Linked DNA regions of Mus musculus: regions 1, 3 and 4 are each linked to region 2. Evidence: chromatin loops called from intact Hi-C (ENCODE). Cell type or tissue: heart. All regions are shown on one strand. Region 1 holds the start of Cenpv (centromere protein V). Region 2 holds the start of Pigl (phosphatidylinositol glycan anchor biosynthesis, class L). Region 3 holds the start of Ubb (ubiquitin B). Region 4 holds the start of 2410006H16Rik (RIKEN cDNA 2410006H16 gene).

The links. A loop is a pair of places that touch in the nucleus more often than their neighbours do. Peaks named below come from ENCODE experiments on the same cell type or tissue, not always from the same donor. Only the 100,000 strongest peaks of a DNase experiment are listed, where the experiment ranks them.
Region 1: a loop joins it to region 2, with 2.1 times the contacts of the local background. A loop is called at or near these places in 12 of 42 quality-filtered maps.
Region 3: it touches region 2 in a loop (7-fold over the local background); 14 of 42 quality-filtered maps call a loop at or near these places.
Region 4: a loop joins it to region 2, with 2.5 times the contacts of the local background. A loop is called at or near these places in 2 of 42 quality-filtered maps.

Annotation. Positions count from the first base shown.
Region 1 is chr11:62,535,461-62,543,460 of GRCm38, forward strand. It overlaps Cenpv (centromere protein V), which reads right to left and starts at 3,801. Exons shown (of 5, transcript NM_028448.1): 1 at 3,396-3,801; 2 at 822-920. The coding sequence starts at 3,745. In heart, a CTCF peak has its summit at 3,419; DNase peaks (open chromatin) are centred at 3,271 and 3,771; H3K4me3 peaks cover 1,739 bases; H3K27ac peaks cover 1,393 bases; H3K27me3 peaks cover 1,991 bases.
Region 2 is chr11:62,452,186-62,460,185 of GRCm38, forward strand. It overlaps Pigl (phosphatidylinositol glycan anchor biosynthesis, class L), which reads left to right and starts at 6,256. Exons shown (of 7, transcript NM_001039536.4): 1 at 6,256-6,509. The coding sequence starts at 6,275. It also overlaps a transcript of Ncor1 not described here. In heart, a CTCF peak has its summit at 4,444; DNase peaks (open chromatin) are centred at 4,746, 5,186 and 6,296; H3K4me3 peaks cover 3,986 bases; H3K27ac peaks cover 3,672 bases.
Region 3 is chr11:62,546,409-62,554,408 of GRCm38, forward strand. It overlaps Ubb (ubiquitin B), which reads left to right and starts at 4,763. Exons shown (of 2, transcript NM_011664.4): 1 at 4,763-5,187; 2 at 5,732-6,805. The coding sequence starts at 5,738. The coding sequence ends at 6,655. In heart, no CTCF peak of the experiment used is centred here; DNase peaks (open chromatin) are centred at 3,453, 4,093, 4,643 and 5,073; H3K4me3 peaks cover 4,359 bases; H3K27ac peaks cover 2,653 bases.
Region 4 is chr11:62,599,110-62,607,109 of GRCm38, forward strand. Trpv2 (transient receptor potential cation channel, subfamily V, member 2) reads left to right here. Exons shown (of 15, transcript NM_001382489.1): 15 at 1,000-1,194. The coding sequence ends at 1,088. Lrrc75a (leucine rich repeat containing 75A) reads right to left here. Exons shown (of 4, transcript NM_198861.1): 4 at 5,775-7,137. The coding sequence ends at 6,606. It overlaps 2410006H16Rik (RIKEN cDNA 2410006H16 gene), which reads left to right and starts at 3,768. Exons shown (of 5, transcript NR_030738.1): 1 at 3,768-3,914; 2 at 4,126-4,173; 3 at 4,488-4,537; 4 at 5,294-5,357; 5 at 5,546-5,697. Snord49b (small nucleolar RNA, C/D box 49B) reads left to right here and starts at 3,977; the gene lies at 3,977-4,039. It also overlaps Snord49a and Snord65. In heart, CTCF peaks have their summits at 3,747 and 4,745 (motif pointing right); a DNase peak (open chromatin) is centred at 3,682; H3K4me3 peaks cover 4,321 bases; H3K27ac peaks cover 3,499 bases.

The sequences.
Region 1 (8,000 bases), 83 kb after region 2:
TCTGTAATGGGATATGATGCCATCTCCTGGTGTGTGTGAAGACAGCTACAGTGTACTCATACATAAAGCAAATAAATAATCCAAGAAGCAAGCCTTCCACTGTTGGTGGTGGTACCATGGGCCTCATGCCAAGGACAGAGAGAGATCCAGCACACAAAAAGCTTCCAGGTGCAAATACACTCCACCCGATTACTTCCATGTAGTTTCACTGACAGACTCCTAAGAAGATTCCACTCAAGGTGGGATTCCCAGTAACCCAACCGGGAATTACTGGCAGCCTGATCCACCTCTGCTAATCACCCCTAAGTCAGTGGGATCAGTAGGAGGCACGAGCCTATAAGCCACAGCCCTGGAATCCCTGCTTTCTGTCTCCTGAACTGCGCTGCTGTACAACTCTGTGGTACACACACACACGGGCTCCCGAACACACAAACTGAGGGTGTTACTCTGAATAACTCAGAATGTTTAGCCTTCTCCCACTCTAAAAAAAAAATATCCAGTGAGAAGACTTGGCAGGTAAAAGTACCTACCACCAGCCTAGTGACTCCATCCCACAAGTTGTCCTCTGATCTACGCACACAGTAAAAGAATTACATATAACACTTTTTTTTTTTTTTTTTAGTTATCACTGAAAATTTCTAGTTGTACACATGGCAAAGAAGAGAACAATGAACCCTTGTGTCCTCGGTACCTGATGTAACAGTTATCAGCTCATGGCCAACACTGTCTCATCCAGACCCCGACTCCCCACATTGGTCTGAAACATGGCCTATTTTGCTCTTCAACTCTTCTAAGCCAATTTGAGAAGATAAAATACTCACTTGCAGTCAAAGATGTGTAAGTCTGCTGAAGCCCAAACTTCAAAACGAACTGCTCCACAGTGGCAGCCTCCTGTGTGCTTCACCAGGCCCTGGTACTCACTAAATGAAATAAAAACTAGAGCATAAAAATTTCTAAGAGACAAGCAGGGGTTTTATGGCCTGGCTCCTTCACGCTGACTTTTTGTTCTTAAAATAAAGCCAGGCTCATTCATATATATATATATATATGACATATATATATGTCATATATATATATATATATATATATATATATGACAACCAGGTGCATCTCATAAAAGAGGTTCAGTATTTTCACTGGGAACTGTCTTGAATTTTATGACTGCAAAATAAAATATACCCAGAATTCAGTAAATATGAGGCTATGAGAGAAGTCTGGCACATTTGCTCCCACTCCCAACATTTTTATTTATATGTCAACTAATTAGTTTTCTTTCTTTCTTTCTTTCTTTCTTTCTTTCTTTCTTTCTTTCAATTACAAGCTTAGGACCAAGATAAAAACTTTACCAGCCTTAAGCAGCCACTAGGCAAACAGGCCAAATAATATTCAGTTTTGATTGTAATAAAGATGGTAACAAGTGGCTATGAAAAAGTAAGACAGGTCGCCAAGTTGCCTTCTGCGGGGCAACAAAGGCTCCTCTAACTCCACTCACTCTCCTCACGCTTCCCAAATCCATGGCTTTTCACACAACTGTATACAGTTGGAGCCAGCCCCATAACTCAACAGTAAGATTCAGTGGACATCCTGAAGCCCCTTCCCCAAAAGACTAAATATTCTGGCCAGAAATAAACGAGACAATGTTTCGCTGTGACTTCTGATTAACCACCACAGGGAAAAACAGCAAATAGCCGCTTCAATTTGCCATCTGACTAGAGGCAAAACTGAAAGCTCGCCCAGGTTTCTCTAACAAGTTAACATCTCATTTTCTTCTTCTATATACAATGTTTATTGTAAAAAAAAAAAAAAAAAAAAAAAAAAAAAAGCCAAACAGTTTAATAACACATTGAGAACCCTCCACCCCTGTGATCATCCCACTTAGAGAGCCCGTATTTGCTATCCATTCCTCCAATTTTTTGCGATATTGGAACCAAATGTTAGTGTATTTAACATACGTTTTCTTTGTATAAAAGTTAGCTTAAAAGACCATAGAGTGGATGTAAGCAAGCATACAGCACGCTATTCTGGTGAGTGAAATGCCTCTTTTCCTGCCAATATTTTTAGTATCTTTTTTAAAGATCATTACCATTTTGTTTTAGGGGAAAATATTACCTAAAAATTTTTGCTTTGTGTGTGTGTGTGGGGGGCTTTTTTGTTTCCTTTTGAGACAGGGTGTCAGTGCAGCTCAAGCTGGCCTCAAATTAACTATGTGGTCAAGGATGACCTTGAACTTGTAGATCTTCCTGCCTCCACCTTCCAAGTGCTGGGCTTACACACGTGGACCTCCTTCTCGCTGGCTTGCTTCTGTTTTCCTTTCTCTCTTTCTCTTTCTCTTCGGAGAAAGGATCTATCTCTGTAGCCCAGGCTGCACTTGAAATCACTGTACTCCTCCGCCTCGGCCTCCTGAATGCTAGGATTGTCGGCATGTGCTACTGTGCCCAGCTCTACTGAGTTTTATATAGTATCATTTAGATCTCCCAGTAGCTAGTACACAACAGGTACTCCGTGTTATATTTCATTTTTTTTAAGTTTTAACTGATTTTTGTTTTAATGTTTTAAAGCATTCAATTTATAGCCCAAGGGGATAAAATTGAATAAACGAAACAGATAGAAAGCTAACTAAATACTCCAGTTCTTAGAGGATCCACCAAAACCAAGAGAACTAATTCTGGGACAAAGACAAAAGAGCATCTTGTTGTTATGAAAAGTAGTTCAGGTTGTTAAACAATTGTTGGGTTAACGTTAGTTTTCTTTGTCTTTTATTGTTCTTTTTAATTCATCTGCGAGTGAGGGCTATAAGACAAGGGTACTGGGTTTTTCTCGGAGCACAATGGGTAAAGGAGGAAGGGGTTCACATTACATTTGCCAAAGAGCAGGCATCTGGCCAGAGTAGTCATCAGCTCTTTTCCCCAATAACGGACCTCAGATCTGCTCCTTAGGCCACCAAAGAAGCTGGAAGCACTTCAGAAGCACAGACTGGGGGAGCTGCCAGCCCGGACCGGGGATGAGAACATAACACCTTAACTCCCCATTCCCCCTGCAAGCGCCCGTCCTGGACAACGCTTTGCGCGCCTTTCCCTCCGAGATCAATAACCGCACCCTGCACCCTCCCTCCGGGGAACTGATTAGAACAACCGGCCTTCGCTCCTCGGGTCACTAAATTCTCCACTTCGACCTTTCCTCCCGCCCACTCCCCGAAAGCACGTGCAAAAACGGGTAAAACGGTCTTGGTAGCTGGCAAGCCGGGGGATGTCTGTTTTTTCACCCTGAGGGGCCCTTCCGCGCACTCAGCCCGACACCGTCCGGAGCAGCCCGCCAACGGCTCAGCACTCAGCCCTCGGGTCCCGCCGCCCGTGCGCACCTCGCGTGTGCCGGCCCGCCGCCCCCGACACACTCACAAGGTGTCCAGCAGCAGCTTGGCGGCGCCCTCGAAGCTGAGCCGTTGCCGCTTCTGGAACGTCTCCCAGCGCTCCCGCTGCTCCCCCAGGTCGAGCGCCGACACCGAGGCGGCGGGGGTGACCGCCGGCGGTGGCTCCTCGGCGGCCGCCTCCTGGGCCCGCGGCGGTGGCTTGGGCCGCGGCTTTGCCGACGGCTGCGGACCGACCGCCCCGCCCCCGCCCCCGGCCCCGGCCCTAGTCCTGCTCCGGGAGCGCTGCGCGCGGCTTTCGCCGCCGCTCAAGCCCCCGGTGGCCCCCGAGCGCCGCTGCTCCCGCGGGCCGGTGGCCACGGCACTGCGAGTCCGCCGCATGTCTCCCTCAGCCGGGCTCGCAGGCCTCTCGGCTCTGCGCGCTCCCGCCGGCCGATGCGCGTCCCCGCCTCCGACAACCTGAAGGCCCCGGGGGTGGTGCGCGGCGCTCCGGAACACGCGAGCTAGGGACCCAACTAAGAGACCCTGGCCGTGGGGCCGGCCGAGCGCTGAGGGTCTAACGAGACCGCGCCTGCACCTGCGCTTGCAGGTAGCGGTGCCCGTTTGATCAGCGAAGGAGCTTCCAGCCTCCACTGACTCCAACCACACATTTCTAACTGGGGACCTGGGTCAGGCCTCAGTTCATAAATTCACGGCCACATCAGAGCTGGCACGCTTGGGTGACTTCGTGGTTTCCAAGGTGGTAACACTACCAACTTGGCAGAGGCCATCATGTACCTAATGTGAGCTAACGTAGTATGTAAATTGTCGGATATCTGCTACTGGAAGCATAAATGACAGCTGGAGTCAGTTTGATCAATGGTCAACAGGTTTTTTGGTGGTTTTGCAGAACTGAGAATAGGACCCACAGCTTTGAGAAAGCACTCTTGCACTGAGCCACATTCCCAGCCCTAGATTTTGTTTTCAATTTTAAGTAAATGGATCCAGGATTACATTCCATTCATAAGCTTTTGCAGAATACCGTATTGACGTTTAAAGACAAAAATCCCAAGAACCATCCACTGCGGTATCCCAGATAGTCTCCAAACCCTTTCAGTTGTTCTCACACTTTTAAAGAAACGTTTTCTTTTACTCGTTTTTGGTGCATTTTTCATTTTTCAACTTAGTTCTGTTTTTGTTGATTTTATTACAATATAGAGTCCATTTATTATCTTTAATGATGAAAATATGGGTTTTCCCAAATACAGCTTGATTAATTCATAAATCCTCATTAAGTTTTAACACAAAGTTCTCAATAATTGAAACTTCCTAGATGCATAATTTGTTTTGGTGTTTCCTTTGTGCCCGTATCTTAAATGTACAGATTTGCATGCACCAATTCAGATGTGGCATATCCTAGCCACATCTAGACTATCTCCAAAAAGCAAGCAGAAGTGACCACTGTTTTGTTTTGGCTTTTTCTCACTGTGACTTACTTTCGCCTGTTTTGTGTATTTAGAGACAAGGTCTAACCGTGTAGCCCTGGCTGGCCTGGAACTCACGAATAAGGCTCAGGTTTATCTTAGCTCACTGTGATCTGCCTGCCTCCACCTCCTGATACACATTACAGTTTTAAAAATCTTTATTCAGGAGGAGAGCGAAGTATGCGGGTGCATGGGGAGCAGAAGACAGTCTACACCATGAGTTCTCTTCTTGCACCAAACAAGCTGTCTGGTGACAGGCACCTTTACTTGGCTGCCGGGCTTGTTTGAGTCAGGGCTTCATTCTTTAGCCTAGTCTAGTCCTAGACTCACTAAGTAGCTAAGGCTGGCTTCAAACCTGTACCTATTCTCCAGCCTCAACCTCCCAAGTGCTAGAATCACAGGTGTGATCTACCACACTACTTTAGCCTATCTTTGAATGTCATTTCAAAAATAGCATGTACATTGTTAAATCTAATACTGTTCAACATTTTGGAAATAATTGATATTATATATACACACATATATACATATATGTACATATATAATTTATTGATGTCAATATGATCTATGCGGATTGGCTTTTGTTAATGCAACACAAACAAGGGTCATCAGAGAGGGAACCTTAACTGAAAAAAAAATGCCTCCATCAAATTAGTGGGTAAGTCTGTAGGTCATTTCCTTGATTCATTATTGATCACCATCACCCCTGGGCAGGTGGTCCTGGACTCACTCTATGAGAGCAGGCTGAGCAAGCCTGTAAGCAGTGTTCTTCCTTCATGGCTTCTGAATCAGTTTCTGTCCTGACTGGCACAGCAGTGGGGGAGAAAATTTACATAAGAATATATCACCGTTTATTTTGTGTGTGTGTGTGTGTGTGTGTTGCAAGTGTATGTCAGAGTTCAATGATGGGTGTCTTCATGGTTCTCCACCTTCATCCTGAGGGAGGGTTCCTCACTGAAACGGGAGCTCACACTCTGCCTACACTGGAGGGTCACTGAACTCAAGGAGATGACTTTCCCTAGCAGCTCCACAGTGGGTGGGGCTACAGACTTGTGACCCCAGTGTCCACTTTTATATGGGTGCTAGGAATCCTAACTCAGGGCTTCATGTGTGTGTGGCAGGCTAGCCCCTAGTCCCCTTACATTTATTCTCTTAACTACTTTTGTTTCTAATTTGTACAAATGTGATAAAGCTTGTATTCACTTTTACATTTTTACCCAAGTCTTTTGGTAGATCAGTTTCTCTCCAAACATTCAAAGTGGAATTTCTGGTTCACAGGTTAAGACTGTGTTGTGACCAAGTCTTATGTAGTCAGTGTTGTCTTATTCAACAATCCTCCTGCCTCTACCTGTCACAGATGCTAGGACTACAGGCATGTGCCACCATGCCTAGCGAGCATCATTCTTTTTAAGGAACTATGAAGGTTTTAAGCTGGCCGGCCGGTTTTATGCTCTGCCAGCACTGGATGAGGTCTGCAGTTGCTCCATACCTCACAGAAGTCACACCGCTGGTCTTTTCACTTAGCTTTTCTGAGGCTGTGCCATGACATCACTTCCTTCGGTTTCGCATTTCTCTGTCCTGTAGTAATGCTACCTTTTCATTCGGTTGCTGAACTTTTGGATGGCTTCTGTTTGGGAATCCTTTTGGGGCTAAAGAGTTGGTACGGTACTGCTGTTGTAAAGCTGGGTTCCCAACACATACTTCGGGCAGCTCACAACTGACTGTAACTTGAGGATCTGATGTCTCCTCAACTTCTTGGGCACCTACACTCATGCATGCACATACCCACAGACACAATTAAAAATAAATTGTTTTTAAAAGACAGTCCATTTTTTAAAGTCAGGTTTATGTCTTAGGCTGCTTTCTCTTGCTGTGATAAACACCATGATCAAAAGAAACTTGGGGTGAAAAATGTTTATTTCATCTTACAGCTTACAGTCCATCATTGAGGGAAGTCAGAGAAGGAATTCAAGGCAGGAACCTGGAATTAGGAACTGAAGCAGAGACCATGGATGAATGACTCTCTTGGGTTGCTTTTTATTTTTATACAACCCAGGACCATCTGTCAAGGGCTGCACTCCCCACAATGGGCTGGGCCCTCTCACATCAATCGAGAAGAAAGAAAATACCCAACAGACTTATTGTCTTAGTTACTTTTCTATTGGTGTGGTAAGACACAATGACCAGGACAATTTATACTAGTTCATTGGGAGCTTACAGTTGCAGAAGGTTCAAGTCTATGACCTTCACAGCAGGGAGCATGGTGGCAGGCAGGCAGAGGTGGCACTGGAGCAGTAGCTCAGAGTTCACATCTGGTTCAAAAGCAGCAGCAGACAGAGACGAGACTGGTCCAGGCTTTTGAAACTTCAATGCCCATCCCCAGTGGCCTGGTCTACAGAGTGAGTTCCAGGACAGCCAGGGCTATACAGAGAAACCCTATCTCGAAAAACCAAAAATAAATAAATAAATATATAAACAAACAAAAGACAGGTTACTAGAGGTTAAAGGAAAGGGAATGGGGAGTTATTTAATGGCTTCAGGGTTCCTGTTTTTTGTTTTTCTTGTTTTGAGACAGGGCTTCATTATGAAACTCTGGTTGCCCTGTAGCTCTCTGTGTAAACCAGACTGGCTTCAAACACAGAGAGTCCCACCTGCCTCTGCCTCCTAAAGGAATGAGCCACCACCATTTGACTTAAAAGTTCTGTACTTGGGGCTAGAGAGATGGCTCAGTGGTTAAGAGCACTGGCTGTGTGCTTCCAGAGGTCCTGAGTTCAATTCCCAGCTCCCACATGGTGGCTCACAGCCATCTGTAATGGGATCAGATGCCCTATTCTGGTGTGTCTGAAGATAGCTACAGTGTACTCATATATCTTAAGAAAGTTATATACTTGATGTCAATGCATCCTATAAAACTGGGCATAATTTTGCTTATAATCTCAGCAGTCTGGAGGTAGAGGCTGAAGGAGCAGAAGTTCAAAGTCGTCCTTGGCTATGGAGTGAGTTCAAGGCCAGCCTGGGCTGAAGAAAAGACTTGCTTATGCAAATTTCACATAAAAATTTTTTGTCGGGGCTGGAGAGAGGGCTCCGCAGTTAAGAGCACTGACTGTTCTTATGAAGGTCCTGAGTTCAAATCCCAGCAACCACATGGTGGCTCATGACCATTTGTAACGAAA
Region 2 (8,000 bases):
CATACCCTCAAAATATTCAAATATAAAGCAAAACTACATCTATATATGGCTATACACTCTAGGATTCTACAAATTACAAATTGTAAACAATTTATTTTAACCAATTTAATTTGTTTTTGAGATCACAGCTAAAAGTTAACAACAATAAGGTATTAAACTGAAGAACTACACAGGCACACATCAGTGTGCTTGCCATGTCTCTGACTTTCAAAGGCAAGTGGGTAGAGGACACAGGTTGTATCTGAAGACTACACAAGTAGCTTGCTTGCCTTCCTTCCTTCCTTCCTTCCTGCCTTCCTTCCTTCTTTCTTTTCTTTATGGTTTTTTGTTTGTTTGGTTGGTTGGTTGGTTGGTTTTTGTTTTTCGAGACAGGGTTTCTCTATATAGCCCTGGCTGTCCTGGAACTCACTCTGTAGACCAGGCTGGCCTCGAACTCAGAAATCCACCTGCCTCTGCCTCCCAAGTGTTGAGATGAATGTTATCCAAGTAACTTTCTGACCACAGGAGTTCCTGGGGTAGCAAAAATGGCTCAGAAATATGGTAAATGTTCAAGGAAAAAAATAAACAAGACCACAAAAATACCAAAATAAAACCAGGTGATCCACGTAGCTGCTGCTATGCTGCAGTGGTTTTCATAGTTTTTCAACATTCCTAAGGAGGCCTGATAGAGAAAGAAACCCCCTCTTAACCATTAAAATTACTTTTTGTATCCTCAAATACAAGAACAAAATATCAATTACTCTGACTACGGAGTTACTTGTATCTATAATTCATTTAAAACTAAAAAAAAAAAAATTTAAACTAAAAGCTCTTATTTTTGCCTTTATAGCATTTAACATAAAAAGTACTTCATACTAGCTACAACAACTAAATAACTGAAAATATACACGTCTCTGATCTTTAAATAAGTCTGTTCAGAGCACTTCTGATCAGCCTTTATTACTTGCTTTTACACCATGGTCTAATAAAATATGTGTGAACAAAAGAACAGATGAAGCCAGGCGCTACAGTGCCCACCTGTACTTTCAGCTAAGTAGCTGTGACATAAGAATCGACTGAGCTCAGTTCTAGGCAGTCAGCCTGGACAACATAGACCATCTCAAGTTAGTAACAGAGATGGTAAGATGACTTAGTAGATAAAAACCCCTGCATCAAGGCTGCCAACCAGGTGCTCAAACGACTCCTGAAAGCTGCCCTTCACTTCCCAGACCTGCCATGGAACATACACACTCGCAATAAACAAACAAATGTTTGATTTTCTCTGTGTAGCCTTAGCTCCCTTCATAAACCAGGCTGGCTTCAAACTCACAGAGATCCACTTGTCTCTGCCTCCAAAGTGCTGGAATTAAAGGCATGCACCACCACCACCCAGCATAAATGTATTTTTAAATAGTTAAAAAAAAAAAAAAGATGGGGGTAACTAAATGCATAAGAACAGTACCATTTCCAGGACCAATAAAAATATGAAAATACAACTAAAATAGATTAAAAGATATAATTAAAAATGAATAATAAAACAGAGGAGGGGAAAGGAGAGATCTAAAAAGTAATAGCATGATATTCACCTCCATCAATCTCTGGCCTAAACAAAGGCCTTTGATTTCTAAAACAAGTGACAATGACAAAAAATTCATTATGTCACAAAAATGAGTAAATAAATGCATGAGTAAATCTTCAATGCTATAAAAACTGGAGTGACCTGAATTTGCCTGGTCCAGAACAAACTACAATCCAATTAAATCCAAAGAGGTTAACTTCCTGCATTTTCTTTTTCTTCATCTTGCAGACAGTCCAACACTTTGAGTTCACTATGTATTTGTTCATTTTTATTTTATGTGTAATAACTGTTTGCCTACATGTGTGTATATATATGCGCATCACATGTGTGCCTTGGAGGACAAGAACATCAGATCCCTAGAAGTGGGGTTACAGACAGCAGTGAGCTGCCATATAGGTGCTGGGAACCAAGCCTGGATCACCTGCAAACAAAAGTGCTCTTAACCATGCAATCATCTATCCAGTCCCAAGTTTATTTTCTTTAATACAAGAGACACCAAAAGATGGCCTAGTAAGCCATCACTGCAAAGAGAGGCCCATTGGACTTGCAAACTTTATATGCCCCAGTACAGGGGAACGCCAGGGCCAAAAAGGGGGAGTGGGTGGGTAGGGGAGTGGGGGGGGTGGGTATGGGGGACCTTTGGGATAGCATTGAAAATGTAAATGAGGAAAATACCTAATTAAAAAAAAAATACAAGAGACACAGTTAAAATTATATATTACCAGCTGGACCGGATGGCTCAGTGGTTAAGAGGACTGACTGACTGCTCTTCCAGAGATCCTGAATTCAATTCCCAGCAACCACATGGTGGCTCACAACCATCTGTAATGGGATCCGACGCTCTCTTCTGGTGTGTTCTGAAGACAGTGACAGTGTACTCACATATATAAAATAAATCTTTAAAAAAAAAAAAAAATATATATATATATATATATATATACTCCTTTTTCTTCCTCTTTCTTGAGACACAATCTCACTGCTTAAACCTTTTCTGGCCTAAAACTCACTATGTAGACCAATCTTGCCTCAAACTCACAGAGATCTGTACATACATAATGTTAAGATTACCATGCCAGGCAATATAATCTTTTTTAAAATTTATAGGACAGAATCATAGCTATATAAATACATGAGCAACAGGTATATTCTGATGAGTTGTAATGTGAATACTTATTCTTCTAACTGCACCGTGAGATTTGCAGATAAAGCATTACTCTCACAGAAGCATAATCCTTTTAACCTGTTTAAAGCATTTTCATAATTTTTTTGAAAGAAGGTCATGAATATCCCAGATTGGCCTCAAACTCAATATATAGCTGTAGACAATCTTGAACTTCTAATCCTCCTGCCTCCAACTCCTGAGTGGACATGTGTCTGCTTTTATGTGGTGTTGGGAATCAAATCTGGGGCTGGGTGCACACTACCTAAGCTCTCTACCAAATGGGCTGTAGCCCCATTCCAGTTTCATAACTACTTACTCAGAGTAGACTCACAAGAACAAAACCTGTGAAAAGAGTTTTCCTAATTTTATAGATAAGAAAACTAAAACACAGAAAAGTTTAACATGTTCTAAATGCCAGTTAATTGCAGAGAGAATTACAATTCATAGTATTACAGTTTCCCAGGAGGAGTATTACAACATACAGTAAGCTTTTGCTAAAAGATAAGAAGTGTTTTGGTATGGCAAGTAATCACTTTCTAGATATTAGAACACACATACGGTTTGATTTTCATTAACAGGTGCACTTAAGACAAAGCAACTGGAAGCTATAAATATTAAAATAAACTAAACAACCACTGGAGTTTTCTTTTCTTTTTTCTTTTTTTTTTTTTCTTTTGGTTTTTGACACAACAAAGTTTCTCTGTCTAGCCCTGGCTGTTCTAGAACTCACTCAGTAGATCAGCCTGGCCTTGAAATCACAAAGATCTACCTGCCTCTGCCTCTGGACTGCTGAAATTAAAGCTGATTCAACCTCTGGGCTGTAATAGAATGAGAATGTAAGATTTTTATCTAGTTACTTAGCTTTATTTCTTCTGTAACTTTTACACATATCTAAGTAAGTCAGAGCTTGAGCCCAGACAAATATGAACTGTCTCATCCAGTAAATGTATGTTAAATTTTAATATATTAAATGGGGGACATGGAGAAATATTAAAACATCTCCCCAAACTATTAAAAATTAAATAAAGTATGGCAGGTACAAGCATTACCACATAGGCAGTGACAAAGGGAGTTCCAGGCCAGCAAGTGCTATAGGCGTAAATGGTCTCAAGCAAACAAAATTAATTAATTTAAAACATCAGCTCTTCATTTATCCACCAGATACTATCCTTGTGAATGAGAATCATCATCAAGTATTAATCAAGATACCCTGAACATATGAATGACTGTGTGTAGGGCAGTTTTACATCCCAGGCCTGTTGCTCTTTGTATACAGCCATGTTTAGGCTCCCACCAATTCTCTCACCAGGGTGCACACAAGGAATGTACATTTCAATACAACAGGATATAATTAGGATAGCAAGCAAATCTGGTGCAGGTGAATATACTAGACTCAAAGATTAAAATTACCCATAACGCTACTCTTCAATGTTGAACAGGCACTGTGGCAGATACAACCTGGCATTTCTTAGGCAAAAATACTTTCCACAAACATCACTTATTACCATCCACTTCTTTGCATGACTATTCTTGGTCCACACTAATTCTAAGAACGCAGTATCCTTTCCGTTAAGGTTGCTTTCTCAAGTACTTTCTCAAATTCCGGTCGTCGTTGTCTCCCAAAAAAAAAAAAAAAAAAAAAAAGGGGGGGGTGCAATCTCCCACTTGGCACAAGAAAACACCAATAACAAACGGCAGAAGGCAGAGGGTGCTGCTCTTCGCAGCTGCACCACTACCAACCCTTCGCCATTATACCTCAAGTGGGCCAGTTAGAAAGGTGAACTAGTTTGCTCTTCACACTTGTCCATCGCTGTCACCCTCCTTAACCCCTTCCATACTAGTCAAACAGCCACCAACTCTCCCTCAGAGTGGGCCTAGGACGGTCACCTGCGCCGGCCCCACCCGAGGCCCTCCATCCTCGCATCCCCTTCGCTGATCCCGCGGTGGCACCGCACGCCCCTTCCCAAATGGACAGATACCTCGGGCTGATGTCCGCCCGCCTAAGGCCATTCTTCCTCCAAACTCCAGGAGCCTCCACTCGTCTAGCCTGAACTCCCCACCGCACCCGACTCGCCCCTGGGGGAGGGAGAGGAAAAGACCTGCGGTTTGGACGGGCCCTAACCCTGCGTCCTCCGCGACGCCCCTGGCCTGGCTGATCCGAAGCTGGCGCCCTGGGAGCCCGAGGAAGCTCCCGGGCGAGCAGGGCCCGGAGGCCGGGGCTGCAGGCGCCGAGCCTACTCACCGGGAGCTGGCGGAGTGAGAGCCGGCGCGCCCCACGGCCGGACGACCGGGGCGCGGCCCCGGCGCGCGGCCCTCCGCCCGGCCCTCGCTCGGCAGCGCGGCGAGCTGGGCGCTCACTCCAGCCGCCGCCGCCGCAGCTTCGCCACCTTAGCCGCCATCTTGCCTCAACCCCACTCCCTCCCCCTCAGGCCGGGCGGCCGCGCTGAGGCGGCTCAGACTTGGGCTCCTCCTCCTTCCGGAGGGTTGGGGAGACGACTCCCTCCCCGGGAGAACGGAGTGCGGCTCTTACCTCGGCCTCGCTTCCTGGGTCGCGGACGCCGCGCCGGTTCTTTTCAAGTTGTCCCTCGCACTCATGCCCGCCCCGGCAGCGCTGCCTCCGGCCCGACCCGCCGCCGCCGTGGCAGCCATCGCGTCCTCGGCCTGGAGCGTCCCCGCGAGCCTGCCACTCCCGCGCGCCCGGGGCCTTCCCCTCAGGCGTGGGAAAGGACCGGGAGCCCGGCGCGAGGTTAGCCTTGCGACCCCTGCGCGCCGCCAAAGCGGCTACCCCGTCCCCTCGCCGCCAAAGAGAAACCTCAGCCCACGTGGCTGGGACGCACGTTAATTTCACACCGAGTGTTCCTCGGCATGGCGGGCGAGGCCTCCTCCACGGCGTGGCTCCTTAATCTCTGCCTCTTAAGAAAACTTAAGGGGCCTGCCGACCTCACCCTTCGAGTGAAATGACATTTCCTCTTAGCCGCTTACTTTTTCCTCTTGCAAAGCCGCCATCTGAGAAAGAACAAACGGTGACCCGCTTCGGAAAAACTTTTATTCCGGATAACGGGCTGTTTTATACAAAGTTTGAAGTCATAAAACGAGTTGAAAGGAGAATGCTGACGTTTGTTTTAGAATGCTTCCCTTTTGGCCGGCGTGCTGACACGCCTGAAATCCCAGCTCAGGAGGCAAAGGAATGGGAATCATTGCAAACTCGCATGGTCTGCATATAGTGAGTTTAGGGGAACACGCAGAGAGAGACGCGATCTCAAAATAACTCTAAAAATGCTTCCTTCCTTTTAAGCACACTGAACGGTAAGAAAGACACTTAAGACCGCAAAGTGCGGCTGAGCTCTGAAACTGGAGCAGATAGAGGATTCCGCCACCGAGGAGACGGGGCAGTATGGGTGGAAGTTTCCACGCTAGACCACGAATCTTGGTCTCCAGCCGCCGCCGCACTCTGACCCACGGAACGCAGTTTCAGCCGGTTCCGTTTTCCCGCAGGGAACCCGAGTCCACCCGCAGCCTGCCTTCCTGCGCAGGCGCAGTGCCACTTACCCGGCATGGAATTGGTGGGTTTCTTGTGTGTGGCCGTGGCTGTCCTGACTTGGGGCTTCCTCCGGGTTTGGAACTCAGCGGAACGAATGAGGTCTCCGGAGCAGGCGGGCCTGCCGGGAGCCGGAAGCCGGGCCCTTGTAGTGATCGCGCACCCGGACGATGAAGCCATGTTCTTTGCTCCCACCATGCTAGGCTTGGCACGCCTGGAGCAGCAGGTGTCCCTGCTCTGCTTCTCCTCAGGTAGGAGACTGTAGGAGGGTCGCTGGGTTAGGGAACTAACCGATCTTAGTTAACTTCTTCCGGAAAGGTTTTCTGTCGTAGGTAGCTACTTTCTCTGTGCTGGTCAGTCTGGGGACAGAAACAGCCGACTTCCCAGATAGGTTAGGGAACCCCGAGCGAATTCCATCCTAGCCAAATCGAGGAGCAGAAAAGTGGTTGTTCATCATTGGTTCCGTTCAGTACCTTCATGTTCCTTTGGGAACTGCGACTGTACTGGATGTTTTGGGTTTTTTATAAAGACAGTCTCACTGTAATCTAGCATCCCAGGCGTGAGCCGCTGTGCCTGACCTGTTATCCTGAGGAACCGTCTATTTGCAAAAGGATCAAATAAAATCATGCACCAGACAATTTGAGCTGTATGGTGTCTGCTCAGCCCACCAACTTTCTTTCCTAATAATAGCAAAAGACCTTCCTGCTGCTTTGAAACCCATTTTCTGCTACAAAGATTCATGTGTCAAATTGGGAGATTTTTTGTTTAACTTCAGACAAATAGAAATACATTTATAGATAATTTTAGAGTTCATCTGTACCCAGCTATTATTAAAAGAATTCTTCAAAAATGAGACTTGAATAATGATACAGACAAAAACAAACGAGAAAACCAGGATACCCTAAATATGGTGATGACTGGACAATGTGAAGTGTATACATACAGTGGGTGAATTTTATAGCAAAGTATACCTCAATAAAGCTGATTTTCAAAATTGCTCAGGACCTTTTTTCCCATGTGGTTGTTGTGTTGTTCTCTTTTGGGGGGCCAGGGGTGTTTTTGTTGTTGTTGTTTTGTTTTTTTGTTTTTCTAAACAGGGTTTCTCTGTATAGCCCTGGCTGTCCTAGAACTCACTCTGTAGACCAGGCTGGCCGAGAACTCAGAAATCTCCCTGCCTCTGCCTCACAAGTGCTGGGATTAAAGGCATGCGCCACCACTGCCCAGCTTCTTCGGGTGTTTGGTTGGTTTGGTTTGGTTTGGTTTGGTTTGGTTTGGTTTTTCGAGACAGGGTTTCTCTCTGTGTATAGCCCTGGCTGTCCTGGAACTGGCTTTGTAGACCAGGCTGGCCTCGAACACAGAAATCCGCCTGCCTCTGCCTCCTGAGTGCTGAGATTAAAGGTGTTCGCCACCACGCCCGGCTTTCTTTTTTTAATAACTGATCTTAAACAGAAATCATCAGGATTGATTTATAAAATTGGCTGAATTTGGGAGAATTATTTCTGGTTTTTAAACAGAATTAATGTAGATTTATTAAAGAAAAAAAAAAAAAAAACTCCTGAGAGTGGAGAGGCTCCAAACAAGGAAAGAGTACCTTCTTTTCTTTTCTTTTTTTAATTTACATTTTATGTATTAGTGCTTTGCTTGTATGCATGTATGTGTAGCACATGAATGCATGGTGTGCACAAAGACTAAAAGAGGGTGTTGGATTCCCTGGAACAGGAGTCATAGCCAGTTGTGAACTA
Region 3 (8,000 bases), 94 kb after region 2:
TAATTTTAAAATTTTCCACACACACACACACACACACACACACAAATAAATGTAATTTTAAAATTTTCCACACACACACACACACACACACACACACACAAATAAATGTAATTTTAAAATTTTCCACACACACACACACACACACACACACAAATAAATGTAATTTTAAAATTTTCCACACACACACACACACACACACACACACACAAATAAATGTAATTTTAAAATTTTCCAAAAAATAAAAAGGAAGGAAAAACGGAAGCATGAAGTTGAACTCCTGTAATCCCAGTAAGGGGAGGCTGAGGCAAGACTGTGAGCTCAGGTCTGTGTGCCTACCTGGACAACAGAGTGAAACTACTTCGTGAAAACAATATGCTTGGAATGGTCATTTTTATGTATACTGTTTTTTGTTTTTGTTTTTTAATTTTTTTAAAGATTTATTTACTTATTATATGCAAGTACACTGTAGCTGTCTTCAGACACCCCAGAAGAGGGAGTCAGATCTCGTTACAGATGGTTGTGAGCCACCATGTGGTTGCTGGGATTTGAACTCCGAACCTTTGGAAGAGCAGTCGGGTGCTCTTACCCACTGAGCCATCTCACCAGCCCTGTATACTGTATCTTACCACAACTGAAAGAAAAAGTGTTTACCTTAAAATTTTATGTGTTTGTCTATACACATACGTGTGGGTGCTTGCAGAAGCTAGAAGAGGGTGACAGATTCCCTAGAACTGGTATAAGCCACCCGTGTAAGTGTTAGGAACTGAATTGAATTCTAGTTCTCTGTGAAAGAAGCAAGAGCTCCTAACATTCTTGGGCCTTGGTGGTGGAAGATGAATCTCTATGAGGTCAAGGCCAGGATAGTCTACATATTGAGTTCTAGGCTAGCCAGGGCTATATAGTGAGACCTCAAAACAAAAACAAAAACAAACAAACAATCCCCCCCCCCGATATTATGGAATTTTGTTCTATGTTCATTTCGGTACTCAATATAAACAATTTTTACCTTTTAAATTTTTCGAGACACTCTGCTGCATCCCAGTCTGCTGCATCCCAGTCTGCCCTTAGACTCACTAGGTAGCCAGACTGACCTGCAGTTTCCGACCCTCTGTCCTATGTGGCTGAGGATGGTCTCAGCACAGTTTATATGCTGAGGATTCTTTGGGGCCTACCAGGCAAGCACTGTACCAACTGAGTTACATCTTTAGACATTCTTTTGTTTGTTTATTTTTTGAGACAGGGGCATGTTTTGTAGTTTTAGGGTAGCCTAGAATTCACTATGTTGTTTAGGCTGCCCTCAAACTCTTAGCAACCCTTCTGCCCCAGCTCTGCAGGTGCTGGGATTCACAGGCATGAGTGCCTGACTATACATCTTTTAAAATTTCTGACTTATAATAAATTCTGTCTCCTAACTATGTTAAACAAATAGCTACATAGACCAGTGCACACAGGTGCCCACACAGAGGGAGGGTACTACCTGATATGGGGTGCAGGGAACCAAACTGAAGTCCTCTGCAAGAGTAGTAAGGGCCCAATTCCTGAGACATCTCTCTTGCCCCTTAATATTATATTTTAAATATCACCACAGACCTGAAAAGTTACAGTCAGAGCCTGGGCCCTGGCAGCCCTAATTAGTTAGGCGTGACCACCGGTCTTCAATAGGCCAATCAGACAAGTAATAATGAAAAAGAGAAAAGGGAGATTTACCCAATGTGGTGCCACTGGAACGAGGAACAAATAAAGACATACAGTGCCTTCCCCTCAAGTCTATCTTCAAAGAGCCAACATGAGGTTTAGATTTAAATAAAGGGGCTGTAGACACAGCTCAACTGTTAAGAGCATTTGACGCTCTTGCAGTGAACCTGAGTTTGGTTCCCAGCACCCTCATCAGGCAGCTGCTCATAACCACCTATAACTACAGGTTTAGGGGTAACTACAGTTCCAGGGTAACTACAGCTTCAGGGGTATCCAACACCCTCTTCTGGCCACTGCAGACACCTGTGTCCACATGCATGTATGCACACAGAGACACATAATTAAAAATGAGAAAATGGGCTGGTGAGATGGCTCAGCAGGTAAGGGCACTGACTGCTCTTCCAAAGGCCCTGGGTTCAAATCCCAGCAACCACATGGTGGCTCACAACCACCCATAATGAGATCTGACGCCCTCTTTTGGTGTGTCTGAAGTCAGCTACAGTGAATTTATGTATAATAATAAATAATTTTTTTAAATGAGAAAATATTTAAGTATAAGACAGTTGGTTATGTGCATAACTAAGCAGTTGTGATGGAAGTGTGGCCTCCACAGTCCTCACTGTCAGGACTCCAGTTTCTCCTTCAATGTGGTCTGACAAGTTGTCAGACCCGGGTGAAATCTCTACCTGAGAGAGAAATTCCTATAAGGCAAGATCCAGGATTTTAAGCCTTTTTCTTCTCTTAGTGTGAGATTCCTCAGTAAATTCTAATTCCTTGGGGTCTACTGTGTGAGAGGCCTGATAGCCCTAATGGAAGGACATACGTGTCTCAGAATACAAGTGTCTCTTTCCTGCCAGTACAGTTATGGTGGTACACACCTGCAATTCCAGCACTTAGGAGGCAGAGGCAGGAAGATCATGAGTGTGAGGTCATCCTGGGCTATATAATTGAGTTCAAGGCCAGCCTGATCTACATGAGACCCTATTTCAATAAATAAGTCTTTTCCTTTTCCTTCCTTTCTTCCTTATTTTTGTGTTTGAGGCAGGATGTATTCCTGGCTATCCTCGAGCTCAGAGATCCCCTTCCTCTGCCTCCCTAGTTCTGGATTAAAGGCATGTGTCACTGTGTCACTGCTGTCCAGTCAATACATATTTCTCACACGCATTTAGTTTCCACACTCTGGAGGCAGGAGGCAGAGGCAGGGGGGATCTCTGAGATGGGAGGCCAGCCTGGTCTACAGAGCAATACACATACACACACACACAGGTGTATTCATGTGTTTTAGGGCCTAAAGATGACACAATTTTTTTTTCTATTGTGAACAAAAATGGAAAACAGTTCCTTTTTAATTGGAGAAACATTGTTGAACTAACTCAATAAACTTCTAATCTCAAAATTTATACTGTCTTTTTTTTTTTTTAAATCTGTTTATAGAGGGCTGGAGCAGTTAAGAGCACTAGCTGCTCGATTCCCAAGCAGCCACACAAGTACTCAGCAGTCTGTATAGTTCTAGGGTATCTGGTACCCTCCTGAGCTCCTCAGGTACCAGATACACAGGTACTATATAGACATACATACAAGGAAAACACTCAGATATAAAATACTTTTTAAAAAAATCTGTTTACATCATGCTGGGCACGATGGTCCGTGTCTTTAATTCCAACACTCGGAAGACAGAACCAAGAGAATCTCTTGTGAGCTCTTGATTTACATAGTCATCCCAGGCCAACCAGGGCTACAGAGTGATGGCCAGTCTCCAAGGGGTGGGGCTAGGGGTGAACACAGCACAAGCAACAAAAACTATGCTACGGAAAAAAAAATCTATCTTGTCCAGATGCCATTCTTTTGAAATATTATTACTGGGTTGAAGTCACCAAACGATCTACTTTGAAAACAAAACAAACTAGGAAGCAATAACCCGTCTGGCAATTGCTGGAACTTACCCCAATGAAGTCATCGCATCAATCATAAGATCAGCACTCTGGCTGAGTCTGTGCCTCAAAATGTCTGACTCAGACATACTCTGCTTGTTGAAACAAGGTCCGACTCATGCTTCCTAATAAAAATAAAATACTATGCAAAGGAGACATTTTCTGAATTTCAATTCACTTCAAATAAAATTCTACCTGCTCTTTATTCTAGAAAGCAGACTTTGGGCTGGGGAATCAAACTGGAGCTTTTGGTTCATGCTAGGCAAACCAGCTATGTTCCTAACGTTTCCTTCAGTAATATGGTAATAACTCGTAAACCTTTACAGAGTGAAGTTTAATCTGTTAGCGTAGCTAGACTTCTTACTGTACGGAAGCCGGTAGCCTATGCAAACAAAACTGTTTACATGGCCATCCTCGTGACTCCGCATGACAAAGCAATCCGAGCAGTTCTGCTCCTTCCTTGTTGATCTCGATGAGGGAAAAGCAACCACACCCAAAACCTCAGAACCTAGTCCTGAGGTTGAGGTTCTAGGATTAACGGGCCCCTTCCCTTCCTTTGCACAATAGACATCCCAATGGGAGAGGTGGGTGAACCCCGGGTACTGAGTCTAATAGGCATTTCTCCTCTTTCCTTCCTTTGTTTGTAGATTGCTGGGGAGGGAGAGAATCTGTAAGTCCGGCCGGGCTCTGGGCTGGGTCTCTGGCTAAATCCTCAGCTTCCAGCCCGGCAGCCACCCCACTCCCACCCACATCTGGGCCCGTGGGCGGCTAAGCCACAAGACAAAACAACTAAAAACACTGGCTACGGAAGCATCAATGCTCATACTGGAGGGGGCCTGGGCGAAGCTAGAGTCCAGCCAGGGGGAGCAGGGTGAGGTCGCAATTCACCCTGTGGCGTAAAGCCGCCGAGCGATGGGTGCGAGAGAACCACGGGGAACTCGGGACGCGGGGTTCCGGACGCGGGAAGAGAAGACGCCCCTCCCCCACCTCAAGCAGGAAACATCAGTATTTCGCTAAGGCGAGCGCCCGCACATGCGCACTCGGTTACTTAGCAACGTCGACGTTAAACTGCCCGAGAACCGAGCCCAGCAACAATCGAGCGGCCCGCGACCTCCACCAATCAGCGTCGGCCTCATCTTTGACTCCTCACCAATCAGCGCTGGCGCCGCAAGGAGGTTTCCAGAGCTTTCGAGGGAGGGCCCTTTAACTTGGATTCATCCGCGTGATGATTTTTTCAATTTTTTGCACGAGAGGAGACGAGACGCCGGGAATACAGTGTCTCTCGTTTGGTAGTACTCTTTTCTTTGGTTCTGAAGAATCGGGAGCTCGGCAAAAACGCCTAATTGGTCTGGGGGAGGTGGGGGCCCGCGGAACTACTTTCGGTGGCGCAGGAAGACAACAGCTACGTAGGAGTGAGCAGTCACGCAACAGACGCTGCATAAATAGCGGCTCGCGCGGCCACTGAGCTCAGTGACGAGAGGCTTTGTCCGGTTCGGCGGTCTTTCTGTGAGGGTGTTTCGACGCGCTGGGCGGTTTGTGCTTTCATCACATTTGTTAACAGGTATTTGTCTACGGCGTTTGAATCATGGGAGGATTTAGAGAGGGGGCTTACGTGGTGCTAAGCGGGCCTTTTTTTTCTTGGGGTGGGGGAGGGGAGCGAGGTGACGTGACGCGGCAACGGGCCTTCCGGGAAGAGTGGGCCTTGGTCGCGTGCGCGGAGCGGGGGCGGCCCTGGCGCGCGCGCCAGGGAGCTTAACGGACGCTTAACCGATGGAGAGTCCATCGTGGTTATTTCAGTGGGGGGAGGCAGAAAAGAGGTACTTCTCACTCGGGCATTGTTTATTACTTGAATTTTTATCGATGGCTTCTGGTCTGGATATTTTTTATTTTCAATTTATCATGTCTATTGTTAGCGAACTTGGATGCCCCGCAGTTGATGAATGTTCCAAATGCCAGTTTAGTGTTTTGGAAAGGTTTAGCAGTTTGAAACCATGACAAAACAGGTTTTATGTTATGACAAAAAGGGGAGGAGTTTTGAGTAGAAGTATTTTGTAGGGAATCGAAGATTTTAGTAGGCTTTTAAATTTTTACCTTTTAAATTCAAGGTCAAAATGCAGATCTTCGTGAAGACCCTGACCGGCAAGACCATCACCCTAGAGGTGGAGCCCAGTGACACCATCGAGAACGTGAAGGCCAAGATCCAGGATAAAGAGGGCATCCCCCCTGACCAGCAGAGGCTGATCTTTGCCGGCAAGCAGCTGGAAGATGGCCGCACCCTCTCTGATTACAACATCCAGAAGGAGTCAACCCTGCACCTGGTCCTTCGCCTGAGAGGTGGCATGCAGATCTTCGTGAAGACCCTGACCGGCAAGACCATCACCCTGGAGGTGGAGCCCAGTGACACCATCGAGAACGTGAAGGCCAAGATCCAGGATAAAGAGGGCATCCCCCCTGACCAGCAGAGGCTGATCTTTGCCGGCAAGCAGCTGGAAGATGGCCGCACCCTCTCTGATTACAACATCCAGAAAGAGTCAACCCTGCACCTGGTCCTCCGTCTGAGGGGTGGCATGCAGATCTTCGTGAAGACCCTGACTGGCAAGACCATCACCCTGGAGGTGGAGCCCAGTGACACCATCGAGAACGTGAAGGCCAAGATCCAGGATAAAGAGGGCATCCCCCCTGACCAGCAGAGGCTGATCTTTGCCGGCAAGCAGCTGGAAGATGGCCGCACCCTCTCTGATTACAACATCCAGAAGGAGTCAACCCTGCACCTGGTCCTTCGCCTGAGAGGTGGCATGCAGATCTTCGTGAAGACCCTGACCGGCAAGACCATCACCTTGGAGGTGGAGCCCAGTGACACCATCGAGAATGTGAAGGCCAAGATCCAGGATAAAGAGGGCATCCCCCCTGACCAGCAGAGGCTGATCTTTGCCGGCAAGCAGCTAGAAGATGGCCGCACTCTCTCTGATTACAACATCCAGAAAGAGTCGACCCTGCACCTGGTCCTCCGTCTGAGGGGTGGCTATTAATTATTCGGTCTGCATTCCCAGTGGGCAGTGATGGCATTACTCTGCACTCTAGCCACTTGCCCCAATTTAAGTTTAGAAATTACAAGTTTCAATAATAGCTGAACCTCTGTTAAAAAATGTTAATAAAGGTTTTGTTGCATGGTAAGCATATATGGTGTCACTTGTGAAATTCTGTGGTGGCTTGGGTGGTGGGGGCTCTTAACTGATTATTTTGGGCATGATTTAACTAAAGATTGGTCTTGACTAAAATATGCATCATTTACAGCTTATACTTGTATGACATCGCAATTTTGTTTAGTTAATGGCAAAGCCTTAATGTCAGTTTGCCACAGAAGGGGTGGGGCTTGCCATACAGCCTTTGTAACTTTGCTTATTTAAGTACTTTTTTAAATTGGTGGTTTGGGGGGTCTCTAGGTCACACTGATTTGCATATGATTGCTTGGGTAAGATACCAGCAGGTTGGATTTCTTAATGCTGGTTGTGATAATTCTTTAGGAAGAAAACCACCTACTTGGAGAAATGGTAAGTAATAGAAAAGAAAATTAAAAGCTATTACAGTGAACACCTGTCATTGGAAGGTTTGTGTCCCTTCAATCCCCAAAATTTTCAGCAGTATGGACCCTATGTGCCTCTGGTCTACAACTGAGACACATGATTTCCCAGCTTTAGCTATCATTTTGAAATGTGATTTAAAAGACATAGAGGTTCGCCAAGAACTGGAACTTGCCAGATTATTCAGTTGTAGTTAATGTCCTAAGGTTTTTTGGTTTTTTCGAGTTTCAGGGTTTCTCTGTGTAGCTCTGGCTGTCCTGGAACTCACTTTGCAGACCAGGCTGGCCTAGAACTCAGAAATTCACCTGACTCTGCCTCCTGAGTGCTGGGATTAAAGATGTGCGCCACCACGCCCGGCCTAAGATTTTTAAAATGCATTTGTAGCTGGTACTTTTTCATCTGGAGATACAGGTTTGTAGAGTAAAAGAAATTCCAGCATTCAATCCCAGGACTGCACTAAAAAAACAGGCCCTTAGTGTCAGCACTGGGGGGAAGCAGAAGCAGGACTACCCTAGTCTACATTGAATTCCATGGCAGTCTCCAGGAGAAATGGAAATGAGATTACAATCTCAATAATTGTTAAACGCTAGCCTGCTGTGTGAGCTCCTTTCTGTATATGAGTATGCATTTCAGCAGTAAACCAACTTGAATTTTAAAGGTGATGGGAGACCATCTATGTTCTCATTTACTGAGTGTAACATGCATACCGGGGATCAAACCCAAGTGGTGTAGTTTTAAGGCAAGCAGTATAATCTGTGCTGTCTCACCAGCCCTCTATTGGATCCTCCACCCC
Region 4 (8,000 bases), 150 kb after region 2:
CTTCACAAAACGCCAGGATAGCGAGTCATTTGGGTGCTCATCTGGTCCAGGTGTTTTTTTTTTTTTTTTTGGTTTTTCGAGACAGGGTTTCTCTGTATAGCCCTGGCTGTCCTGGAACTCATTTTGTAGACCAGGCTGACCACAAACTCAGAAATCCACCTGCCTCTGCCTCCCAAGTGCTGGGATTAAAGGCGTGCGCCACCACGCCCGGCGATCCAGGTGTTCCATACCCAAATCCCAGTCTTTCTATGAGCTAGCCACACTGGCTTGATTGGAAACAATCCCAGCAGGTAGTGTGCATGTAACTCTAACCTTCACACCTAGACGTGGGCCCTCTGCCCACTCCTCCTATCTGATGCTGACCCTTGGCCTCTCAGGCATCTGCTTACCCTTGCACCTCTGTGCCCACAAGGTGTCTCAGCATCTACCCCAACCTTCAGACAGAATTTTCTGCTTCAGGCCTGTACCACTCCCTTCTGGATAATGTCGCCAAGGTCTTCACAGGCCTTATGCTACACAGCTCCAGAAGGGCCATAATCTTCGCTATCCCCATGCTGTTGTCAAGGTTCTTCCTCAAGAGTTCTGTCATCACAACAGCCATTCCCTCTGCAGTACTCTTTGTTCTTTATGTGTCTCTGAGCTCTCATCTTCCCGGGGTGTCCATCCATATCCACCCCCAACCCCAAAGGAGGGTCACCTCTCTCCTTTGAGCTTCCTGACTTGTTTTCCCTGCTCCTCAGTGTGCCTCAGAGGCTCTGGTTTCTGACAGAGCCTGTCAAATCTGTGGACCTTTGAGTTTCTGTGGGGAGACCCCTGAGTGGTCCATGGAGGGGTCAGGGGATTCTGGGAGGAGGGATGCAGGGAGGTGAGGTTCCAGGATTTGCTGTTATACCCACAACATGGTGGGCTCTCAAGGCTGTGGCCCTCCTGTTTCCCTGTCACCTCCTTCCAGGGGATGCATGGAGGGCAAAGTCACAGTGATCCTTGTTCTATTTACAGGTTATAAAAAGAACCCAACCTCTAAACCTGGGAAGAACAGTGCCTCAGAGGAAGACCATCTGCCTCTTCAGGTCCTCCAGTCCCACTGACGGTCCAGATGCGGCAGCAGCAGGCTGGCAGGGTAGAGTAGGGAATTTTGCCAGCCACACCCGAGGCTACTGAATTTTGGTGGAAATATAAATATTTTTTGCATAACCAAGTCTTCTAGAAGTATTATTTTAAAAAGTTACTGGGCCGGGCGTGGTGGCGCATGCCTTTAATCCCAGCACTTGGGAGGCAGAGGCAGGTGGATTTCTGAGTTCGAGGCCAGCCTGGTCTACAAAGTGAGCTCCAGGACAGCCAGAGCTATAAAGAGAAACCCTGTCTCGAAAAACCAAAAAAAAAAAAAAAAAAAAAAAAAAATTACTGGAACGTTGCCTCTGGTCGTACTTGCATGTGTCTCTAAGAGCCAACCTGGGTCAGGGGCTAGTCTGCTCAGAAACCCTCACCAGCCACACCTCATTCTACTCCTGTCCTCTTCCACAAGACAAATGAAGCCACTGTCCCACCTCTAGGATCACGGTCTCCTTCTGGAAGCTCTGGATCGTTGCTCTCACTCACCTGGGCTTCAGCTTCCCACTTCTCTTTACCACTCTTTGCAGGAAAGCCAGAGGACCTTCTTGACATAAGACAAGCAAGCCCACCTCTGAACTCTTTGGGTCTGAGAGCAGTATCCTCGGCCTTGTGCTCTTTTTTTGTTTTTTTGCCCATGAGTTCCAGACCCACCCAACCCTGTACTCCTTTTGTTTTCAGGGGAGTTTGATGAAAAGTCCTTAGTACTTTTTCTTAATTATTCACAAAGCCTGAAGGGCTTCATATTTGGCTCTTTGACTTGGCGTTTGCTAGATGTTTCTGCAACTTGAAACTCCCAGAAGGGGGAGGGCAAGGGAGAGCTGCACCTCTGTTAAAGATTCAAGGCCAAATGACTCAAGATTGAAATTAGTGTTCAAACCAGAGCTAAATTATTTTGGACTATTTTTGGTCCCTTTGAAGCCATCCATATCCCTTGCCCCCGAGTTAACATCCTTGTGACTATGAAAACCTTATATTACTATTCTTGACAGGCCACTAATTTCCACACATTCAAAAGCTAAAAACATCATTGGGCAGCACCTGAAACCTACAACAGAGTCCTCATCTTTACTGTAACTTGCCAATTGAGGTCCCCACCAAATGACTTTCCTTGTTCTGTAACAAGTTAGGCAATGGTGGTGGCACATGCCTGTAATCCCAGCACTCGAGAGGCAGAGGCAGGCAGATCTCCAGGTTCAAGATCAGCCTAGTCTACAGAGCAAGTTCCAGGACCGCCAGTGCTACACAGAAAACAGCACCTGTCTCGAAAACGGCACCAAACCAAAACCAACCAACCAACCAAGCAAACAAAAACCCAAGACACTTCCAATATAGAACATGGTATTTGGGGACCCATGAATCTTGTGTTCCTGGCCATGGTCAAGCATATTTGGCTCCAAGGGAAATTATCTTATTCCCTTTAAGAATGTTTTGGCCTGGACTTCCCTCCCTCCATCAAAATTCTGTTTATTCCTCAGACCACCAAGATTGCAGTCTCATGACCACCTGTCTAGTTCTGTCAAAATGAGTTGCCTCCTCAGCCTATTTGCATAAGAAGTGCATGCAAGCACTTATGTGTGTGTTGCTGGGTAGAACCCAGCATATCATATATACTAGCTCAACAGATTTTGCACTGAGGTGTTTTGAGACAGGATTTCATTCCGTAGGCCAGGCTGGTCTTGAACTCACAAGAACCCTACTCTAGTCTTCAGGTTCACATATCCCAGGCTGACCTCATAGCTGAAGATGACCTTGAACTTCTGATTCTGCTGCCTCCACATACCCAGAGCTTGGGAGTTTGTCACAATGTCCAGTTTATGAGGTGCTGGGGATGGAGCTCAGAACTTCATGTTTGCTAGGGAAACACTGCATCCCCAACCCTTGAGAAAATCAAACATACTCATATACTGAAGGCATAGCATTAGCAGTTTTCTATTACCTATGCCCGATGCAAGTCTCTCCAGTCAGAAGTGGAAAGAGCAGGGGGCAATGGAAATGGATCAAGAGCTCTTCTTGATTCTACAGTTCTCTAAGGAATGTGATGAGGGCCGTCTGCATAGGGCCTTGAGAGACTCCGTGGATATGTTGTAAAAATAATGGGGTGCAGAACGGCCCCAATCATTACACTTTTGTAACAGCGTTTGTCTTTGAACGCGGTTTCGTGTGTGTTAGCGTAGATGAGCCAGGCTCTCCACCACCCAGTTAGATTATATAGGCCCGCTTTTTTTTTTTTTTTTTTAAATTTAAAATAGAGACAGGGGCTCATTAAATTGCCCAGGCTGGACTCGAATTCTTGCGTCGGGTTCCTAATCGATTACGATTACAGGCCTGCACTGTCAGGTCTGACTACACATTTCACACACTACACACGTTCACAAAGGACTAATAAGTCAGGGAAGACAACGAGGACGGAAAACCGCGGAAAGGATGTCGAGTCCGCGCTTAACCCAACACGCAGGCGCGCTGGAGCTCGCGCGCTCTTCGCTACCCAGAATCCCCCGGGGCGGGGGAGACCACTCGCTCAACAGAACGGGGGAGGCCTGGGTCGCGAGGCGGGCCGCTGGAAGTTCCCGTGAGCCTTTGCCGCCCTCACCTCCCTGGGGTGAGGAGTGGTCTATTCCTAGCCCTTAAGAGGAGGGCGCTCACGCGCCGTCTTTCTCTGCGGCCATCATGGGATCGTGCTCTTCTCGCTCGTTGAGCTGGTCCCTTCGCCGTGGCCTGCTGGTGACGGTCTGGAGCGATGCTGAGCCCGGGCCCAGCCTCTCAGCTCCGCCTTGTGCGCTGCACAGATCTAGGGGAGCCTGGTAAGTCGAGGTCTGCATCGCGGGGCGCCGCGCGTGGGCGGGGTGTCGGCTGCAATGATGATGAAACTAGAAAAAAAAGGAAGTGCCGTCCGATGCGACAACTGACGACATCCCTAGTTAGCTGACTGCAGTCGTTTAAGCCTCGGCGACCCAGTGCTGAACACAAGTGTTCTAATTGCCCCTCATGACTCTTACTCTTCTAACCTTTCAGACGGGACGTTGACAACGTGGAATAGGAGCAGTATCATCCCACCATGAGGTAAGGGTTTCTGGAGTATCAGGTGGGGTTCATAGACAAGAGGCTGTGTAGCTTTCGCTCCAGGGACTCCCAACATACCCTGGCCCATGTGGGCACATACATAAATTTAAGACGTGTCTCCATTTAGTGGCTGGAACTACTAGTTGGAGGACAGCAGAAAGCTTGACTGCTGTGATGAGATGACTAAGTAGGAAGTGCCGTCAGAGTCGATAACTGACGATAACTGCTCCTGGCTGACTGCAGTCAAGCCCACACCGGTGGCTGGGGTTTAGGTTTAACTTGGGCTGGACTTTTAACAACTGCTGTACTTCTAGGTTGGGGATTTAAGAGTGGAAGATTGCCAACAGCTGTGGCCTCCCATGAGGTAAGCTTTCAGCTTGGGATTTTAGACCGTTTTGATTTGAGCTAGAGTGTTCATGTATGAGCATCAGTTTTGCCTGTACTCAATACTGGTTGTAGCTGATGGGGGTGGTTAAGTAAGGCAACAGTGCACAGCTCTTACTGTAGAGCCATTTTTTTTTTAAGATTTATCATATCTAAGTACGCTGTAGCTGTTTTCAGATGCACCAGAAGAGGGCATCAGATCTCATTACGGATGGTTGTGAGCCACCATGTGGTTGCTGGGATTTGAACTCCGGACCTTCCGAAGAGCAGTCGGTGCTCTTAACCACAGAGCCATCTCCAGCCCCCTATAGAGCCATTTTTGTGTGTGTTTGCTGTCTTGATGCTAGAAAAAAATGGCACCGGACTTAGGTGGTTGTGAGCCACAATTAGTGCTGGCAGTCAAACCTGGTCTTCTAAGAACTTAGACCTTCTAGTCCATTAACTTGGGTCTTAAAATTTTCAGTTAATGTGGTCTTACAATTGAACCCAGTTGGGCTGGTTTGGCTAGTTGTAAATGTATTTTAGTAATTTGAAAAATACTTCCCTTTTAGGTCTAGGATGTGTTAAGAACTGTAGCTTTCTTGAGAAGAGGCAGGCAGAGTTCAGGCCAGCCTCGTCTACAGTAGTGAGCCAGGGCTACAAAGAAATCCAAAAGAGAAAAGCCAGGGTGGGAGGGCAGCCATTGATTTTGCAAGGCTGTTATATATAATGTCCTGTTTTCTGCAATCCATTTTAGGGTGTCCCCTTTCAAGTTCTCAGAACGGACGCAGGACTGCAGATCTGTGCTGGCAGCAGCAGAGGTGAGTTGGTCTGTACAGTGACTATCTGTTATTACTCTGAGAGATATCAAATGATGATATCACCTAAAATAGCTGGAATTACCGGCAGATTGGTAGTGGTGAGCCTATGGTTTTCTGAAGATATCATTAAATGTTCTAAATGCCATTGATCCAGGCAGGAGTGATTCTGAAATTCAGCTCTTTTGCAGGCTATATTCCCAGAGGAGTCTCCAGCCGGCCTGAAAGCAAATATCCTAAGTGACATGTCTGCCAATTTTGTTCTGGGTGGGCACATTTGGTAATCCTGTCTGTACCACAGGATCTTCTATGCCTTTTAAAAATAAACATTTGTTTATAAACCAGATTGCCAGTGTTTTGGATGAATTAAGTTGTGTGTACAGCTAACCATCAAAGCACTCTAATAAAGCACAGTCCGTATTGGTCCTTGAAAACATGTATTAGAGTAGAGTGTCAGGTGTTAGGCAGTCCAGCTTCAGCACTGTAAACTTCTGGGCAGTCTCAGCTGTTTGCACAGCTGGACTTGGGCAAAGATTCCAAAGCATTTAAGGCACCCACACTCAATCCCTGTTCTTGGCTGCAGTGCCATGCAAAGACGCCATCTTGTTTGCTTACCTGGCCTGTAAGGCTGTTCTTCCCCATAACCCCATGAGTTCAGACTTTGACCACTTAATTCAGAACAGTTCTCTTGGGCTTGAGTTGGGGACTAGGAGTGTTTAAGGGTGTTAGGAACACCCAGTTTTCCCTCTTTGCTAAGTAGGACTGGTTCTAGAGGTGAGTTTTTGAAAAGCCAATACAGGGACTAGATTATGGGAGGACCTGGTAGAAAAAGTTGTGCTGGTTGGTGGATAAGGGAGCTAGGCCCTATATAGATAAGATTGCCTAAAAGGTCTGCAGCTTAAACTGGATTTTCCACACTTGGTATTCTGAAACTTACTGCCTTTAAGAAGGCCTTGGGAAGTAGGCAGATGCTCCTAGAGTCTTAGAGTAGGTGCCTGTGCCTAAATTGTAAGTGGGCCCAATAAAGAACTTCTGGTCCAGATGCACTGGTCTAGGAGGACAGCTGAATGGAAACATCCGAGCCCCTTGAGCAAGTACTGGGAGTCGGGTTTGAGGACAAACTGGTTAGTACTCTGATCTCATCCTAGTGAGAGTTGGGTAGGGCTGGCCAGACCATCTCCTGATCAGAGGGACCCTGACCTGTCTTGGCTGTCCAGAAAGGACTCACTGGTTAGGACCCCTATTGTGATGTCATGTCTGAATCACACACTCTGTACTTTCCTGGCCCCTGGCAGGTGTCACAGGACTCCCTATAGGGTCCTGCTGATCGGTACCTTCCCTGGCTTCTTCCCCAGTACCTGGCCCCTCACCCAGCTCAAGGATGGTTGGTAGGTGGCCCTGTTTTGGAGAGCGCTTCCGGAGGCTGAGCAGAAAGGGCTGGGGTAGTGAGAAGATGTCCACATTGTTGCCCAGGTCAATCCATGTGACATTGGGGAATTTGCTGGGGTCCTTCAGGGTGTCAGTGAGGTCCCTCAGCAGAGCCCGGGTCAGTCGGTTGCCATTGAGGGCAAGTGTGGTAAGACGAGGCAGGGTACTGAGAGCTGGCAGTAGCTGCAGAACCATGTCATCTGTGAGGCCTGTGAAGCCCAGCTCCACGCTGTCCACCTGTTCTCCACAGCGCTGAAGGTAGCTGGTCACTCGCTCGAGGTCCCTTGAAGTCAGTGGAATGCCTGACAGATCCACCATGTTGTCTGGAGGATTCCCAGATAGGAGGGCCTTAAGGCTGAAAGAAAAGGAACCAGCAGGTTAAGCAAGCCAGGCAGGTCTTTACTGGAGGCAGTAGTGGTTATCACCATGGAGAGATGGGGGGGGGGGGTCCTGTTTGGTTGTGAATCCCCAGTGTCTGCTTCAAGCTGAGCAGAGTAGGCAGAGCGTGGTCTTGGAGGCTGCCATTCCAGTGACTCTTCAAGCCTATGTTTTTATATGATGCCTGCAGTTCCCTCTTAACTCCTTTGTTTTCTACCCTGTACTCTACCTAGTTAATTACAGTCTGTGCTTCACTTGCCTAAAAAAAATATGGACCTACCAACATCATAGGGTTATGAGGAACACTAAACAAAGTTGTTCAACAATGCCACCTATAGGAAATGCTGTCATTGTTAATCACTTGGCCTGAGCTACATCTGTCTTGCCTCCAAGAGTTGAAGACAGCAGGTTGGTGAGAGGGCTTCTGGAGCAACAGCTGCTGGAGGATCGATGCTCTCAGCTTCTCCCTCTCCCTGCCATCTGCTGCCCCTGGCCTTGTTCTGGAGCCCAGACCACTCGGCCTGGTGGTAGGTGTGCCCCCAACCTACCACACCCATTGGTGAGCTACTGGTTCCAAGCAAGCCCCGTGTCTCTTACACTGAGGACAGTTCGACTTGCTGCAAGAGTGTGTTTACACTGTCAGCTCAAAAGTCACAGGCAGCTCCCCTTGGGCCCTCTTGAAGCTGGGAGATGAATTCATTTTGTTCCTTGGAAACTGAAGGGTAAAACTCAAACGCGAGATTCAACTGCCTCGAATCCTGCCTGCAATTCGTTGGTTGTGACATTACTGTTGGGTTCTACGTCTATGTCATTAACAAAGTCAACCCAGCATCCTGAAGA